6 separate regions of the Homo sapiens genome follow, and all the other regions are linked to region 2. The links are chromatin contacts, found by Hi-C in ENCODE. All regions are on one chromosome and are shown on one strand. The core of a region is the stretch at or near the end of the contact, and the rest is flanking DNA. Distances in the headings are between cores, read along the strand shown.

The links. A loop is a pair of places that touch in the nucleus more often than their neighbours do. Pooled maps may share reads with other maps.
Region 1: a loop to region 2 is called in a pooled map, with 3 times the contacts of the local background. The contact joins the promoter of EXO1 here to the enhancer-like site in region 2. A Hi-C loop is called at or near these places in 2 of 168 maps with a recorded cell type or tissue (CD4-positive, alpha-beta memory T cell and naive thymus-derived CD4-positive, alpha-beta T cell) and 8 of 50 pooled maps.
Region 3: a loop to region 2 is called in a pooled map, with 7 times the contacts of the local background. The contact joins two enhancer-like sites. A Hi-C loop is called at or near these places in 1 of 168 maps with a recorded cell type or tissue (transverse colon), 1 of 37 single-sample maps with no recorded cell type and 3 of 50 pooled maps.
Region 4: a loop to region 2 is called in a map with no recorded cell type, with 18 times the contacts of the local background. The contact joins two enhancer-like sites. A Hi-C loop is called at or near these places in 2 of 37 single-sample maps with no recorded cell type and 2 of 50 pooled maps.
Region 5: a loop to region 2 is called in a pooled map, with 6 times the contacts of the local background. The contact joins the promoter of ADSS2 here to the enhancer-like site in region 2. A Hi-C loop is called at or near these places in 2 of 50 pooled maps.
Region 6: a pooled map shows a loop between it and region 2 (5-fold over the local background). The contact joins the promoter of SPMIP3 here to the enhancer-like site in region 2. A Hi-C loop is called at or near these places in 2 of 50 pooled maps.

Annotation. Positions count from the first base shown.
Region 1 is chr1:241,846,553-241,849,603 of GRCh38, reverse strand. It overlaps EXO1 (exonuclease 1), which reads right to left and starts at 1,400. Exons shown (of 16, transcript NM_130398.4): 1 at 1,251-1,400; 2 at 577-873; 3 at 388-492. RefSeq lists an enhancer at 1,365-1,704.
Region 2 is chr1:243,312,167-243,315,266 of GRCh38, reverse strand. All of the region lies in intron 8 of SDCCAG8 (SHH signaling and ciliogenesis regulator SDCCAG8), which reads right to left. Among named protein-coding and RNA genes, the nearest start is that of MIR4677, 32 kb to the left of the region's middle. Within about 2 kb of position 1,831, at least 5 of the 41 ENCODE cell types and tissues checked have a DNase peak (open chromatin) inside an H3K27ac peak, as active enhancers do.
Region 3 is chr1:242,223,981-242,227,244 of GRCh38, reverse strand. The region is part of intron 4 of PLD5 (phospholipase D family member 5); the gene reads left to right. Among named protein-coding and RNA genes, the nearest start is that of MAP1LC3C, 230 kb to the right of the region's middle. RefSeq lists an enhancer at 2,044-2,123. Within about 2 kb of position 1,469, at least 3 of the 41 ENCODE cell types and tissues checked have a DNase peak (open chromatin) inside an H3K27ac peak, as active enhancers do.
Region 4 is chr1:244,408,394-244,411,254 of GRCh38, reverse strand. ADSS2 (adenylosuccinate synthase 2) reads left to right here. Exons shown (of 13, transcript NM_001126.5): 13 at 1,617-2,761. The coding sequence ends at 1,669. Among named protein-coding and RNA genes, the nearest start is that of ADSS2, 42 kb to the left of the region's middle. Within about 2 kb of position 1,439, at least 2 of the 41 ENCODE cell types and tissues checked have a DNase peak (open chromatin) inside an H3K27ac peak, as active enhancers do.
Region 5 is chr1:244,450,494-244,453,374 of GRCh38, reverse strand. ADSS2 (adenylosuccinate synthase 2) reads left to right here and starts at 1,466. Exons shown (of 13, transcript NM_001126.5): 1 at 1,466-1,740. The coding sequence starts at 1,558. It also overlaps a transcript of CATSPERE not described here. RefSeq lists silencers at 1,077-1,566, 2,007-2,286.
Region 6 is chr1:244,351,054-244,353,884 of GRCh38, reverse strand. It overlaps SPMIP3 (sperm microtubule inner protein 3), which reads right to left and starts at 1,250. Exons shown (of 5, transcript NM_001012970.3): 1 at 1,151-1,250.

The sequences.
Region 1 (3,051 bases), core at 151-2,650, 1.5 Mb after region 2:
TCACTGCTATTAGAACGCATTATTCTAAGCACGAACATTCTGGTAATAAACAGTGGTGGCGCCCAGGGGCAACTCCATCAGCCTCTCTGAAAGCTACCCTAAAGAACTGTGAAACTGCGTCTGCTATGCAAATACAGCTTCAAGACAAATGCTTTAACTTTCCACCCCCTTCCATTCCGGTTGCAGCCCCCTAAGCCCTTTCTATACAGAGATTCTGGAACTGTCACAACCCTTTCTGATGAAACGACCTCCCCCCACTCTACAATAAAAAGTCAGTAATGGGCACTGAGCAGTTGCTTAGCATTTCATAATACAAATCTCTCCTATCAAACGTTAAGTTTGGAAGGAAAGGAAGAAAGAAAGTACAGGATCAGGAGGCAGCTTTACCCTGTTGACACCTTATCAGAGCTCTAAAGGCTCTGGTCCAGCAGTTCTCAAATTTCAGAGGTTCTTAGACTCTCAACTCCACTCAGTGACTGGGATTCACTAGTTCTGCTGTGAATGAATTTTAAACAAAGCAGTTAATCTGGATGCAGGTGGTCCTCAAGCCACAGTTTCAGAAAAACAGTCTCTTACCTCTCAGATGATATCTAAAAAGAGTTTTCTCTCACTCCGAGGAAAACGGATATAATAGTTCATGAAATTTACATAAGTTTCTTCTGGGCCAGGCAAATATCCTCGAATAATTATTTCTTCTTTAGCGTAGTAAGAATGGCTGAGTGCGATAGTAAGAATGACTGTGTACATATCTCAGAGGTCGCATGTGGCACTCGAGGTAACAATAACAGCACCATCTTCACTTTATCCCTCTGTCTCGCGGAGATGTGCAGGCGTGGCCCCCAAGCCCATTCCAGACGACACGTTTCCTTAGGCCTGCAAAATATTATGGGAAAATGTACTTGTCAACATTTAAAGGTGGAGAGATTGCATGTAAAACCTGGACTGCCAGCTTCTGCGGAAAAATGAGGTAAGTCTGGCAACCCTGGCGCCTGCTCCAGCCCGGAATCGTCTGCTCTCTTATCTCCCTCCGTTCACTGAACTGCAGACCTCTGGTTGCCAGACGTCCCCTCGGAACAAAACACATACTCCACTCAGGCTAAGGGCTCCGCTGTTGGGTTGGGAAGATCACGCCAGACCCTCTCCTTCCCTTCCTGGAAGACCCGAATCCCGAGAGGAGGGTCGGAGGTGACGCGCAGGTCGACCCCCAAGGGAACCCACCCATTAGCCTCCGCACAGCCCGCTCCTCTCACCTTCCGAGAAGGGACTCTCCTCCTCCCCTTGAGCGGAGCCGATTGCGGTTGGAGAAACCCGCTCCGACGCCCCTAACTCACTGTGGCCAGAGCACCCACGGCCGGCAACGCAGAACACGGGTAACTTGCCTACACAGCGCGCGAAAGGCTGACCTTTCAATTTGCGCGGGTTCCTTGCGGCCCCGCCCAGAGGATGTGACGTCAACGCGTATCCCGCAACCCGGTTCCGCCTCCTGCGGCTTCCAACTCATAGGGTTGCGTCCTGAGCTCTCCGTCTCGCTGGGTAGACAGCGGCTCACTGCCATACGACTGCAGCCGCTGCTGCCGGCCCGAACTCCGTGCGGCTTCTTGAGGGCGCGAGTGGCACTGGCGCTGATGGCCGATGGTGAGCACCGCCTCGGAAGTTGGGAGTGTTTACACCCGCCGGGGCTGCTGGGCGTTGTAGTTCCCTCCTGGCTGCAGCCCCAGTTCTGGAGGCTGATGTTGAAAGAGCGCCGTCGCGCGTTGATGTTGAGGCTTTTCAAACCTGAAAAAGTTGCTCAGTCCCCCTCGGCGTCATCAGTCCCATCCTAATTCCTTCATTCTCTTTAAAACGCCCGGTTGCCTCTACAAATCGAAATTGAATTCAGTTCACGCTGGGTTCTTTTCCCCATTGCAGTAGTAGTAGTGATTAAAATCTGCCCCTACCATTTTACCTAGAACCCAGCTTCGTTTATTTTTGACATAAGTCGGGGAAAAATTAGCTATATAACAAGACCTTGAAAATGGGCCTTAGAGACAAAGACTTTAGAGGCATTTTGGACTTTCATGGTCACTTGTGGCTAGGTTTCCAATCCTCATAACACCCCAGACCTCGTCGCTGTCCTCTTAGGGATATTGTAATTTAAAAAATTGGAAGAAACCTTAGGCCAGACCACAAAGTAATGTTCTGGGCTCAAAGATCAATAGGAATGATAATGCAGACTCAATTCAAGGAATTGAAGGGGAAGAAGTGAGCACATTGTTAAACATGCTCCCCATTTGATTACGTTCTTTACATCTTTTCCTCTTTTAAAGTCTTTTTATGATCACTCTAACATCTATCATGCCAATTTTAAAGGCATCTATGATGCCTTAAATTTGTTACTAAAATTGTTGAAAAGGTGCCACATTTGGGGAATGTGTTTGGAAAAGCTGTGTTGCTTTCTCCCTGGTTCTGGTCTTTAGAGCTGGGACTAGGAGAGATGAGAAAAGTTATCTTCCCTCCCTCTTCCAAAGGCTATGGTAGACCTAACCCTAAACTAGCTTGGAGTGGACTCTTGGAGAAAGTGGGGGACAATTTCAAACTGCAGTAGATTAAAGAGGAACTTCGATGTGGGCAGCATGTGTTTGTAGAGAAGCCTTCTTACACTCATTGGACTATCCAGCTGTAGTAACTGCTTCAGTACCTAGAATCCAACCATGAATATATCACACATGGGGGTCTTAGGAAGGAACCCCAAAATCAAAAAGGTGTCCATTCCAGTGTCACTGGATCTGTCATAAAACTAACATGAGAGTTTGCTGCACTGTGAACGGCTCATGTATTTACTGTGAATTTGACTCCCAAGGTTTCAAACTGTATTCTTGGCTGCAGTGTTCAAAGACTAAAATTGGAAAAGAAAACACTAGTTACAATACATTTCACTAACAGAATATTTTTACTCTTTGGGAGGACAAAACCATTTGCATCAATGTGTGCAGTAATTTACTACTGCCTTAAGTGTGCCTGTCAGTTCCAGGTGGCATGGAGGCATAAAGAGATGTCCTGTGTCTTCAAGGA
Region 2 (3,100 bases), core at 582-3,081:
CCATAAAAGTTCTATAACGTAAAAGGGGTCTAGCTTTATCAAGGATATGCAATCCAGTTAGGATCTATGATTCTAAAAGAAAAGAAAAATTCACTCTTTAAGGACAGCAAGTCAATATAGGCATCTTACAGTCACCTTTCTTAAATCACTAAGACTTAATGAAGAGCAAAAGTAACTATTCAATGAGATTCTTATCTGTTCCTGATACCATGCAGTCACCAAAGCCAAAGTTCCAAGGAAAAAGAATGAACAAAAAAGGCCAGGCGCAGTGGCTCACGCCTGTAATTCCAACACTTTGGGAGGCCGAGGTGGGCGGATCACTTGAGGTCAGGAGTTCCAGACCAGCCTGACCAACATGCTGAAACTCTGTCTCTATTAAAAATACAAAAATTAGCTGGGTGTGGTAGTGCGCACCTGTAGTCCCAGCTACTTGGGAGGCTGAGGCACAAGAATTGCTTGAACCTGGGAGGTGGAAGTTGCAGTGAGCTGAGATCGTGCCACTGCACTCTAGCCTAGGTGACAGAGCAAGACTCCATCTCAAAAAAGAATGATCAAAAAAGCTCAGTGTTTATAAGTATGCAAACAGACAGATCCACAACAGGATAAAAATCTAACAAACTTGCTGCTTATGGGAAACTTACGTTTAATAGACTTTATCTATTTTCAGAATATCCTCTTGTCAAGAGTAGTGTTTGTCACACAGTAGATGCTCAACAGAATAAACAACAAGAAAACAAATAAATGAATAAAGAGTCTGCTATAGGATGGTGTCAAAAGAGGTGAGGTAAAGCTCCCTCTCAGTTCTAATATTTCATGATCTAAACTGAAAACATTACCTATTTTGAATTAGAAACTAGAGTTCAGTCGTTCTGGTTCAAAAGTGTTTCAGAATATTAACTCACCAAATTTAGACTATGGAACCACAGAAAATTATCAAAGATAAAACTCCAATATACAGATGTCTTGTTAGGCCCATCATTCAACAGTGAGACCACAAAACGATTACACTCAAACTCCACGTAACCACTGGGCTGACACACTCCTCCTTTCTGTAAGGCAAATGCAACGCATGCTTCAAGGTAGCTTTGAGCCCACCTGGGAAGCTTGCAGGTAGGTAGTCATTTTGGCAATTTAGGATTATCTACTCATTCACTCAGGTGTTACTAAATCTTGGTTTTGGTTTGGTTTTGTTTTGACTCAGCCAGTCCACATAACAAATAGCAGCAAGCAACCCCACAAATAATTTTTTTAGAAAGAGCTCTGGGCTGGCAGTCCCCTCTCCTCAACACAAGGCCTTGCTTCCTACTCCATTCCTGTGGCCATCTGGCTTCATCTTGTCTGAGCTTTCATTTTTTAGCCCACTTATCCCCTGGGACTAACAGTGCTACTTATATAATCTGCCTTTCAGAAACAGCCGATTCCAGCCACCCAGGGTAACTGCCCAGTTAGCTACAGTCCTGCTCTAGATCCCGCAATCCACAGGTCCAGCCCAGAGCCACACCTGAATGAGGCTCTCACAATGGGAAGCTGTACAGACACATGTGGCATATCAATGTGAGAGTGAAAGGGCAGTTCTCCAAATTACCATCCTCCATGGCAAATGTTCTATGAGTGCTTGGAAACACCATGTGAATGTGTTGATGAATGTAATCAAGGAGCTTCTTGACGCAAAGCCAGCAACACTGTGTTAACCCTGCAACATTCCATGATCCAGATGAAAGAGCAGCTGAGGCAGAAAGATGACGTAAAGATCATGAGTGTTCTGGGGTGAAAAGCATGTACTTACACGCACTAATGAGCATGTAATATTTAAGAAACTTAGCGCAGCAATCAGGGCCAAAAGGACTGAGAAAGTCCCTTAACAATCTCAGCCAAGTGTTTAAGCAAAAGAGTTGGTCTAATGTATATGCATGAGCTCCACCTTGAAATGTGGAGTGGCTAAGAAATGTCTTATAATTTCTAAATTACTCCAGTTATTATTAATTTTAAGCATTATTAGGTATCACTAATAAGTGTTACTACACCGTTTTTAAAAAGAAAGTCTAGAAGGCTGACTACAACATTTCTTTGTTCCTCATTTCTGGGAAGTTCCTGCTGTAGTCTTTTAAAGCCAGCTATGCAGAGCAGGCCAATGATCCACTCCAAAATCACAAGCTGGACTAAAGCCCCAGAAAAGTACCCTTGGAATCTTTTCTCTTTTTTGAAAAGTATAAACTTCTCCAAGGTACTGTGAGCTACAGAAAGGAATTTAAGCAGTTCCATCTTGGTTACCATGTGAAGGTACTTTGATCATTAAGCAAGAAAAAGAGGTTACTGTTACTCTTACCTCCCTTATGGCATAAAGAGGCCAAGTGAAAGGCGAAAGGTCGGAAACAATATGAAGACTTCAAATCAACATAAAAAATATATCCAATGTCATCAATAGTTGTTAAGTATATTCTCCAAAAAGTCCTTGAGTCCTAAGAAACCACCAGAAACATATGGGTGGCCTGGTCTCCAAGTCATGCCTGATCCCCTCCTTGTCAACTGTACAAGCCATTATTTTTTTTTTTTTTTTTTTGGAGACAGGTTCTTCCTCTGTTGCCCAGGCTGAAGTGCAGTGGCGCAATCTTGGCTCACTGCAACCTCCGCCTCCCAGGTTCAAGCAATTCTCCTGCCTCAGCCTCCCAGGTAACTGGGATTACAGGCGTGCACCAACACATCCAGCTATTTTTGTATTTTTAGTAGAGATGGGGTTTCACCATGATGGCCAGGCTGGTCTCAAACTCCTGATCTCAACTGATCCACCTGCCTCAGCCTCCCAAAGTGCTGGGATTACAGGTGTGAGCCACCATGCCTGGCCATCAAGCCATTCTTGTTTCATGAATATATATTCAAAATAGTAAATGCTAAAGGATGCAACAAAGGAGCTGAAAGCTGCTGTCACAATACCACATTTACAAGGAAACTTTTGATTTATCATATTTAAGGTATCATTTTTAAACATTCCATGTTAAAGTCATTCAGGTAATATGATAACAGCTTATGGAGGGGGCAGGCTTCTAACTATACATAAAACTAGAAATCCAAACCCAAAAGGTGCTGGACACTCTTCAAAGTT
Region 3 (3,264 bases), core at 220-2,719, 1.1 Mb after region 2:
GACCATCTCTTAAAAAAAAATAAAAATCAAAATGGTGAGGGACTCTGAAATCTGACTATAAAGCAAACATTAGTGTCCTCAAAAAGAATAATCTATAGATGAGATAGTTACTAACTCTACCACATGGGATTTGGAACAGATCTATGATAAACAAGTTTAATGCTAGAAAGTCTTGGTAGAGGAAGGCTCTCAAGAATATACTCCTTTTAAAATGTGTGTACATACAATCAACTTGATTCTTCAAAGTAGTAACATTAATTTTCAATTCATCATGGCATTATACTTTTTTCTTTAAAAAAATTTTAATAACCTTTTAGTTAATATTTTCATTTTCTCTCTTAAATTTTAACACAGAATTATTTCCATTGAAATACGTAAGCACAAAATAAAGTACGATATTTTGGTTACTATCCTAAGAACAGTTTAGTAAAGAAACAGAACCCCTCCAAAACCAGGGACATTCTCTATTAAATTTCAATGAAGCGTCTCTGTTAAAGCTCAAAGGAGTTATAATGAGTAATTTGGAGTTTCCTGATTTTTAACATTTGACTTCCCAAGAAGCGGGTAAAACCTGGAGGTTAGCCGCATCACTTTATCTTGATTAGTACGACCAACTGGGACCTGATTTTCACATCATCAGTTAGCATATTTGTAGCTTAACATTTCTAGTTCTGAACCTTAGCCTTGTTTGTTGTTTAAGATTTAATTAGGACTGCCTGGATAGCATGAAAGTATTTTATAAAGCAACAATAGAAAGGATATACTCTTGATTTATCACTTTTTGGTTTTGGCATCAAAAAAGATTATTTTGAGTTACTAATAATGCCTATGAATCATCAGTTAAACAAGTAGACTGCGGGGCCGAAAGTAGGAGGATCTGCAGAGATCTGGACTCATCACCAGCAGCTGTGCGCAGCCACTAGGCCATGGTCCTGACGCGTCACATTGTGATGTATGCATCTCTCGGTTGACATCCGGAGATCTCTGGGCAATGGGTCAGGGGCTGCACACAGAGAAACTGACACATATTTTTTTTCCTGTTAGAAAAGAAATCTATAAAAGCAAAAAATGGTTAATCATACTTAATATACTTTCAAAGCTGTCTTAAAAATATATTTAATTAAATGAAGCCAGATTTAAAGATATTTTCTGATCTCAGAAGTCTATAATATTTAAAGGAAAAACTTTATATAAATGTAGTACCAGGTTCTGGCAAGGATACAGAATGACTTAGACTAACAGATATTGCTGGTGGGAATGCAAACTGGTACAGACGCTTTGGGTAAACAGTTTGGCAGTTTCTTATAAAGTTAAACATATATTTACCATATGACTCAGCAGTCTCACTCCTAGGTATTTACCCAAGTGAAATGAAAACTACATTCTTGCAAAAATGTATGCATGAGTGTTTGCGGCAGCTTTATTTGTCATCACCAGTAAGTGGAAACTACCCAAATGTTTCTCAACTGGAGAATGGATAAGCAAACTGTGGTGCCTTCCATACAATGAAATATCACTTAACAGCAAAGAGAAACAAACCACTGTTCCACACTACAGCACGAATGTGTCTCACGTGCGTTATGTGTGGTGCATTCCATACCATGAAATATCACTCAACAGCAAGGAGAAACCACTGTTCCACATGACAGCATGAATGGGTCTCACATGCGTTATGTGTGGTGCATTCCATACCATGAAATATCACTCAACAGCAAAGAGAAACCACTGTTCCACATGACAGCATGAATGGGTCTCACATGCGTTATGTGTGGTGCATTCCATACCATGAAATATCACTCAACAGCAAAGGGAAACCACTGTTCCACATAACAGCATGAATGGGTCTCACGTGCGTTATGTGTGGTGCATTCCATACCATGAAATATCACTCAACAGCAAAGAGAAACAAACCACTGTTCCACACGACAGCATGCATGGGTCTTACATGCGTTATGTGTGGTGCATTCCATACCATGAAATATCACTGAGCAGCAAAGGGAAACAAACCACTGTTCTACACAATAGCATGAATGGGTCTCACATGCGCTATTTGTGATGCATTCCATACCATGGAACATCACTCAACAGCAAAGAGAAACCACTGTTCCACATGACAGCATGAATGGGTCTCACGTGCATTATGCTAAGTGAGAGGCAGGATTCAGAGGGCTGCATACTCTATGACTCAATTTGTATGACATTCTTACAAAAGGAAAACTATAGGCACACACGCAAAAAATCCTGCTGCGTAGTTGCCAAGGGCTGGGGTTTGAAGAGGAAGATACTGCAAAAGAAGCCTGGGGACGATGACACTGTTTTGCATTCTGATTGCGGTGATGGTCACACGACTCTCTTTCAAAACCCTTATATGCTCAAAAGGGTGAATTTTACTACAAGTAAATTGTACCTTAATATAAATGGAAAATAATTTTCTTAAAACCTGTGGTTTTCTAATGGTAATTGGATTTAAAAACTGTCACTAACCTACATATTAGTTTTGAACATATTAACTATTTGGTAATGTGAAGCCTTTGTTGGCTCTGAATAGTCTAGCACAGAATTTTAGAAAAGGCTTCCTGTGAGCTGCTGATTCCCATGGAGAAAAGGAAACCAGTAACAGGACAAAGGGGCTGGTTTTCAGCATTCTTTTGCATGTGGATACTAAGCTTGAATAACCCCCGTGAATATTGACGAGCGGCTCTCATAAATTACTCCATGTTTCTTATGCATAGCTCTTGCTGTCATTTTAACATAATAACTCTTTAATATATAGGATCCCTGTTTTCTGGGTCATAAAAATAACTATAGAAAAAAAATCTGAAGTGTTTCTGTTAGTGCTCATAAAATTGTGGCATTCTATATATTTTTAAAAAATATGTGACATTGTAAAAAAAAGGCCTAAAATTATTTTAGAAGTAGAAATTAAAGTCATCTCTTCTATAAAAATTTGTCAAATTTTTAATGTAAATGGAAAGAATTTGATTTATTTATTATATATTGTCTGTATTTGCATAAGTGTAATGCATGAAAAATTACTCTGCCCTTTTATCTAAATGTTGAGGCCTGTATTGCATGTCTTTGCTAATTGCAATTCTAACACAACAATATGAAATAAACTCAAATTTAGGTTATGCACATAAATGCAGTAAGTGACATATTATATACTTTTTAATCATTAAATATGTTTTGTAGTCAGACAGCATTATATTTTAACCATCGCTTCCTAATACGTATTACATAAAGACCCAATAGGATGAAAATTAT
Region 4 (2,861 bases), core at 190-2,689, 1.1 Mb before region 2:
CTTTTCTCTCTCTCTCTTTTTTCTTTTTTTTTTTTTGAGACGGAGTCTCGCTCTGTCCCAGGCTGGAGTGCAGTGGCGGGATCTCGGCTCACTGCAACCTCTGCCTCCTGGGTTCAAGCTATTCTCCTACCTCAGCCTCCCGAGTAGCTGGGATTAGAGGTGCGCGCCACCACGCCTGGCTAATTTTTGTATTTTTAGTAAGAGACGGGGTTTCACCATGTTGGCCAGGCTGGTCTCTCCTGACCTCTTGGTCTGCCCACCTCAGCCTCCCAAAGTGCTGGGATTACAGGCATGAGCCAGCATGCCCGGCCAACTGTCTTTTCTTTTAACTTGCCTATGTGCCTTTGAAATAGAATAAAGGAAAGATCATTGTTACTTTACAGAGTGCACATGATTTGCATAAATGCCCAGGAAGATACAAAGTAATATTTTTATTCCTTAAAGTAAATACGATGCTCATCTTTAAATAGAAGATAATAGATTACTTCTCACCCTTTCTGACCCTGTCTTTAATTCTTAGTCTGTTTTTTTTTTATCCTGTGACATTGTCTCATTCACTTCTCCCTCTTAATAACAAATCCTCATGTATCTCTACCACCACAAAAAATGTTGTGTGTTTTTGGGGGGTTAAAAATGGTTTATGGTTTGTTTGGGTTAAATTACCCTTGAGATTTGGAGTTTCCTGAATATACACTGGGAAATAATTGGTATAGAAAATGGGAAATCTCACTAGAAAAAAATGTAAGAAAAAATTTTTAAAAATAATTAAGCCTATTTATTAAAGAACAAATATAAGATGGCGAGGGAGTTAGGCATAACAACGTATGGCTGTATCTAGTTATGTGAAGTCATTCTTTTAACAGATGGCTTTTTCCTTGTATCGTTTTGTTGGCATTGATGGATATTTGAAACATAAGAAAAAGTGAAGTGTGTGGGATGTGTCCTCCGTGTAAAATCTCTTTTGCCTTGTGCTTCGTTTCCAGCATGATTCTTGTTTTCCAAATTACTAGTTGCCCCTCCCAGCATGATGTCAAATTTAGTAAGCATATTTGCTTACTGCTCTTGGTCAGCATTTTCTTGAAATATAAACAGCAGTGAGTCTAACAAAAATCTGTAAAATACCACGAAGGTTGATCCTAACAGTACCTTATGGAAGCTGGCAATTCTGCAAATAATCTGAAACCATGTGATGCAGATGATTCGATTTCCATAGACTCCTGTAGTGGGCAGTTTCTGAGGCTGTGCAAGTTAAAATCATATTCTCATCTAGATGTTGAAGATGCTTATCTTGGCCTGTTATCAGGAACTTGATCACCAACTTTCTGTAGGTCTCTGCTGGTGTTGGTCAATATTTTACTATCCTAAGTCATTAGGAAAGTGAAAATATTGCACAGTTAAAAAGGGAACAGTAAGGCATACTGTCCTGTGCTGGGTCTTATTTGTACATCCTGTTTAGAAATCGGCACAGTCTGCTAACAGAATAGAGAACAGCAAAAAGGCACATAGGGAAAAGTTATGGTGATACTGAGAAAAGTAGGGGACTACCTGTTTTAATCCCAACGAGTGAACATTAGAGATGAATTGATTCAATTCCTTTTCTCTTTGTATTCTCCTAGTTAAGTGGATTGGTGTTGGTAAATCCAGAGAATCTATGATTCAACTCTTTTAATGATTGCCAGTAATGCAAGAAACACTCCTTGAGAGGGAGGGGAAAAGACTTTCTTAAATATTTCATTTATGACCTGCAAATTCAAGAATAAAGACACTGAAGTAAGTTTGAAGCCCTACAGTTGTTTCCAGTCTTTTCAGATGGATGCCTACTGTGGAGATTAACTTTGGCATATTCCAGTGTCAGCTTTCTTTAGCTGGAATTGCCAAATCATTTGTTGCTCCTGCTGCTCTCATGGTGCCACGTTTTTTTTTTCAATGTTTAGTAATAGTATAATCCATGTTGTTTGATATCAAAAGTAGAATTACTTTTAATGTAGTTTTTCTTCATTATTGTCATTGCGTGTTCTTAAGTTTTACCCCTATTAGATGGTAAGAACAATTAATGCAGTTTTGCACAAATATTTTTACATTCTGATCATTCAGTTCTGTCATTGTAATCTTTGTTGTTAGAAACAAATGATGAAAACATAGGGGTTCTGTAAACTTTTGTAATGCTATGAATTCTGTTTAAATTTTGGGCTGTCTATTTTCTGCTGAAACCATGCAAAATTGAGCTTTGGTGGGGCTGGGAGGGGGTTATGTATTCATGGGACCTTTAATTTGTACAGAACACAGAACTTATTTCTGTCAGTTATTTAATACATTGAAAATTTAGTGAAATGTTCAAAGAGAATAGATGTTTCCCAAAACAACAATCTTTATGTTAAAAATAGTCATTAAAAGATCTGTTGTAATATATGGTGGATATTTTTCTTTAATTTCAAACATTACCTCTGAAATGTGTATCTTTTCTTTTTTATCTTACCATTAATTTTAAATCTAGTGGATTGGTTTTCAACATCGTGCCTGCCGATATGCCTACAGAATCATCTGTAAGTGTCAAAATGAACCCACGTTGTTAGCCATAATTTTGATTATGCCTTTATTTCTCCTTTCTTGAAAAAAAAAAGGTGTTATTTTGACAATTAGGCATAACATTGTTTTGTAGATTATCTTTTAATGAACTATTTTAAATGTTAAATTAGGTGCCACTTAAATTTATTTTATTACACCATGAATAGCTGATTAAAAGAACCAAATATTTCTAGTATGCTTTGCGTATTGTGTTTTTGTTCTACTAAGAGAGGTTAGTAATAGTATATAGGAAGGAGCTTTATCTCTGTAGTGTAATACTTAGTTCAAGAAAAATT
Region 5 (2,881 bases), core at 217-2,716, 1.1 Mb before region 2:
TTACTCAAATCAGTCTCCCATAAATGATTTTAAAAAATTGAATGGAAATGACTAGTAAGGTGTGCTTATTCAGTATCTACTATCTGCCCAACACTACCTCGGGCATTTGACTAGAAAGAAATAGATGGCATTCTTGTTTCCAAAATGTTTGTGATCTTGTAATAAGGCCAAGATAGACAACAATTATCACATAGTATTATAATTGTTTACTAATCAATAGACCAAATAATTTGAATCCTTGAGGGCTGAATTGTATCTTTATTTCTCCTATGTTATCAGTGCCCAGGACACTTAGTTAGTTAATAGCAGGTTCTCAATGTTCCTGACTTAACTCATTGACTAGAAATAAAATACTAAAGTGTACTCTAGGGACCATTAGTGAACATACAGTATGTACAGGCGATTTGGGAGACGGTACATATAATGTGATTCCATTCCCACTTTTTTTCGAAGCACCTTTTATCAGAATTAAACATCATAGTTAATTTGTGTTGGTGTCGAAAGGGCATTAGATGAACAGTAGGTATACACCAGAATCTAGTTACAAATGTAACTGAGAGACAGTGGAATCTACAGGAAGGACATGGGCTCTGGACTTAGATTATCGAAGTACCAATTCAAGCCTCACTAGGGCAAGTTACCCAGCTTTTAAATCCTGTAAAATAAGGATAATAGAGGATCACCTACCTTATATGGTTGTGGGGATTAAAAAATAAAGAAGTGCATGACGGTATCTGCATATATGTACTATATGCGACATAGGTAATCCACTCCTCCTCTCTGAGCCTTTGTTACTACTATGTAAAATGAGGATTAGGACTTTATTTGATCTATTGATTTCAGGTCTCATGTCCTTTATCTTATTGCCTTACTTTTGAATTTTGTCTTTTTTGATCCCTGTCCCCATCTCTGTTACTTCCGGACTTTTAATTTCCAATTCTACACTTACACGTTCCGATTTTATGCTGTTTGTACTGCGAAATTCCACAGTTTGTATTTTGTACACATTCATTCCTTAATAAAGACAAATCCAGACAAACCTGCAGATGGCAGACACAGTGGCCCCAGAATACACCGCCGCAGCCCAGAGCGTTGCATGCTGGGATTTGTAGTCCGACGCTCCACACGCGCTTCCGCGCCTCTCCAGTTTGAAAGCGAGAGGTAGAGCGGGTAGGCGGGGTGCTGAAGGAGAAGCGCTCTCGAAGCCCCGCCCCTGACCTTTTCCGCTCGCGAGGTTTGCACGGGAGTGGCGCGCCAGGCCGCGGAAGGGGCGTGGCCTCGGTCCGGGGTGGCGGCCGTTGCCGCCACCAGGGCCTCTTCCTGCGGGCGGTGCTGCCGAGGCCGGCCTGCGCGGGGCAGTCATGGTACCCCCTTGAGCGGGCTGTGGCGGAGAGCGGGGCGGGGACTGGCTGGAGGGTGGCGGCCCGGCGGGGCGGGGGCGGGGCCGGCCTCTGGCTCCTTCTTCCTCTGCATGTGGCTGGCGGCCGCAGAGCAGTTCAGTTCGCTCACTCCTCGCCGGCCGCCTCTCCTTCGGGCTCTCCTCGCGTCACTGGAGCCATGGCGTTCGCCGAGACCTACCCGGCGGCATCCTCCCTGCCCAACGGCGATTGCGGCCGCCCCAGGGCGCGGCCCGGAGGAAACCGGGTGACGGTGGTGCTCGGTGCGCAGTGGGGCGACGAAGGCAAAGGGAAGGTGGTGGACCTGCTGGCGCAGGACGCCGACATCGTGTGCCGCTGCCAGGTGAGGCGACGGGGCCTCTCATGGGAAGCCGGGCCCGGGAGCTCGGGCTGCCTGGCTCCTGGTGCCCGGGAACTCGGACCCAGAACCCGGATCCACTGGCCAAAATGAGGTGTCACCTTGAGGCTCTCTCCTCCTGTCCTGAGCTGCGGCTACGTGGAGAAATGGCGGGAGGTCGGGGACCCCTGACCTGGAGCGTCGGGTGAAACTTGGGGTGGCCCTGGAGGAAGAGGTGGGCTGGCGGGGAGCCTTTGAGAGATGCGCGATGCCTGGCAGTTGCAGTTTTGCGTCTGGCGAGTGGTGCTCAGCGCCGGGACTGAGGCCGGGGTGGAGGTGGGATGCGGTCCGAGTTTGAGGAGCTACCGCCCGAGGCCTGCTCCCAACTCTTCCGACTGCGGGCGGAGACCCGGCGCGACGGCAGAACCCCCCATCACCGCCCCCCCGCCCCGCCCAGGGCGGCGGAGTGGGAGTGGATTGTTTCGAAACGTCCTGAAATCAGACTCACCGATCCCCCATCTGCAGGACCGTGGCATGCAGTGCTTTGCTTCCTCTGGTCCACTTTGTTGACATCCAAACCCACCCACCTCTGGGCTTTGGACTGTTGTTTTAGGGCCCTGAGTTTCTTGTTTTTGTTTTTGTTTTTACAGTGTGCTCCATACATGAAAGTTAAGGAGAAATTACTTTTACTAGTTGGTCCCAGAGGAAGGAATCCCTTCTCTGTTCAAAAAAAGTGAGGGAAGTAAATACATGGATGTCAAATTGAGTATTTGGAAATAAATATTTGCATTGTTAAGGTGACATCGAAAGTGAACTTTCGGAAAACGAGGTGGTAATGTACTTCTAACGGGAGACACGTGGTTTTCAGTGTAACCTTTCTTCCTATTTGTCGTTTCCTTTGACGCAGCATACAGGGTAAGGCCTTTGTAAAGGCTCTCAGATAACTCTCTCCAGTTTCAAAATTCTAAGCAGATGAGCAATAACCACTTTCAAAACAAAGCATAATGTAATATTTGAAGTTAACTGCTATCTGTTTAGGTTGCAAGAATATTTGTTTTTGAACATGCATGGCATGATATGATGGTGCCATGCTGTATATGTTCTAGTAAGTTATAGGCCCCCTTGAATACCATTTTGAGCATGCAGA
Region 6 (2,831 bases), core at 1-2,500, 1.0 Mb before region 2:
AGCCTGTGCGATGAGAGGCTGTTTAGAAGAGGGCTCGCAGCAATGAGTTACTTTGATAGTCCCCTGTTGCTTCTGTTTTCTCAGGCAGGCAGTTTTCCCAGTTCAGGAAGGTTGGTTCCCTTCTCCCCTGACTCTCACCAGTTCTGTAATGAATTCTGCTGCCTGAATACTCTTTCTTTTTTCCTTCTCTAGCCTAAATTAAGCCCATTCTTCAGGGCTTTGTTCAGGTCCTACATACGTTCCCTAGGAGGCCTCTCTTCTGAGTTTCAAATGGCCCATTTCCCTCCTGTGAATTCCCAGAGCCCCTGGGAGATTCTCCTACGCATTTTGGTTCTGAGTCCTTTCCTTTTTGGTTTATTGGTTTCTGAATTGATTTATTCATTTTATTATTTAAGAAAAATTAGTGACAACTCTCCACCAGGCTTTGGATAAGGTTCTAGAAATTCTTCAAACAACGAGACATCTGGGTTTTTTGTTGTTGTTGTTGTTGTTTGTTTTCTTAAACAGAGACAGGACCTTGCTACGTTGCCCGGGCTGGTCTCAAACTCCTGGGCTCAAGTGATTCTCCCACCTCGGCCTCCCAGAGTGTTGGGATTATAGGTGTGAGCCGCCACGCTTGGCCAAGACATCTGTTTTATACAGCACTTTGTCTCTTCAGGTAAAATGTGAGCTCCTAGATGTTGGGGACCACTTCGTTTGGTGGCCACGATCTTCACTCTCTTTGTCCTTCTCCTAACTCATTCTCTTGCAAAGTGTTCGCTGTCCAAGGAGTGCTTGATGCATACTTCAGAATGAGTGAATAAATCAATCGATCAGCTAACTCAGTAACCTGTTAATCTAGTTCACAGTTTTTAAAACCTAGGTCTTCTTGTATCACAGAGAACCAATTATCTTATTTAATATAGGTGTACCCGTTTCTAAGAAAAAAAAGACACGTTGAGTTAAAACTATGACAAGAATTCAAAGTTGAGAGAGATGAGTATTCACTTTCCAAAAGACATTTTTGCTTTACCAAAAGGCTTGCCATGAAGTTTCTTTATGTTGTGAGTTCCTGTCTCTAAAATATTTGAAATGCAGTCAACCATTTAGTAATGCAACCTCTAAATGAGGCGAGAGAGAGGTACAGGCAGTAACAACCAACCGCTATTACCTGCTTGGGCTGCCGTGGGCAGAGACCTCCTTGTTCTTAAAAGTACTCTGAGGACAGTGATGGGTACAGCTGCCTCCTGCTGCTGGATCAACTGCAGAGTGGCAGGGCCTGATTCCTTTACATCATTCAAAGGGTATTGTGACGCACACTGGCTTGCAAGGTTTTGCCAGGCAATGCCTTTCAGGTCCTGGGCTTAGAAAAAGAGTGCTCCTTTGGTCTCTAGGGAGAGACCAGCTGCACATGAAAGAAGGGGCAAAAATTACTGTGAAAAGGAAAATCATGTAGGCAAATAACCAGGCTATCTAATCACTAGAGCTTGCTTTCCTGTAAAGATTGTCCCAAGGACAACGTAAGGTGAAAATCTGGGTGGTGCCACACTGAGGAGTCCTGCCCTTTGCAAGCTGGAATTGAGGAAGGATGGTTTGGCACGAGGGGCAGATGAGGCCAGCCCCGCCTTGTCCAAGGTTAGGTCAGGCTCCAACCTGCTCCTTTGCAGGTATCAAAGGATAATTTTAATTATTTAAAAATATGCTGCAAACCAATCCATGGAGTATCACAACAGCACCACTATATAGAAGCAAGCCATAACCTGAGAAGAAGAGAGTGGCAAAAATATTTATTCTGACCAACCTCTGTCAAAACCAAACCAAACCAAAACGAAACACTGGCATTTTTTTTTCTTTTTTTTTTTTTGTGATGGAGTCTCTGTTGCCCAGGCTGGAGTACAGTGCCACAATCTCGGCTCACTGCAAGCTCTGCCTCCCGGATTCAAGCGATTCCCCTGCCTCAGCCTCCTGAGTAGCTGGGACTACAGGCGCGTGCCACCACGCCCGGCTAAGTTTCTGTATATTAGTAGAGACGGGGTTTCACCACGGCCAGGATGGTCTCGATCTCCTGACCTCATGATCCTCCCGCCTCGGCCTCCCAAAGTGCTGGGATTACAGGCGTGAGCCACCACACCCAGCCAACACTGGCATTATCTACAGTAGGTTGTCCTGGAAACAGGGACACTTCTCACTTATATACAGTTTGCAGGTTAGAATGTAAAATATTTCCATAAGATTCCAGAAGGCACTCAGGAGAGACCAGGGGCCAGGCTGGGTTCCTGCTGGGAGCTTAACCTACATGGAACAGGCATAAAATAATGTAATGACAGAGTCTTGGTGACAGCATTTTGTTGAAAGCAGATAAGCTAGGGAAAACTTAAATAAATATATGAGGACAGAAGCAACAAACTGGAACCACACTAAGAGAAAGGATAAATTGGTTTGATTTGTTGAGTGAGCACCACACGTTTTTTTAGCTATTAGACACACACCATCTAGAATCTCCACCACCACCATGGAAGGAGATTCTCTTTTGAAAATGAAGTATTTCTATTTGAAATGAAGGCTAAGAGAAGAAGCTACGGAACTTGCCTAACAGTCACACAACGAGGCCGTAATGAATCTATGATTTGAATCCAGCTATTTGACGTCAAAGGCGTTTTAAGAGTAATAACCAGTATTCTTCACTGAGGAAAAAAAATGAACAAAAAATCCCCATGTTCTTTACGTAAGACATACCTGGCAATATAACAGAAAGTACAAAGAAGAAAGTTTCACTCGCGTTCGTGTGAAGAGACAACCAAACAGGCTTTGTGTGAGCGATAAAGCTTTTTAATCAGCTGGGTGCAGGCCGT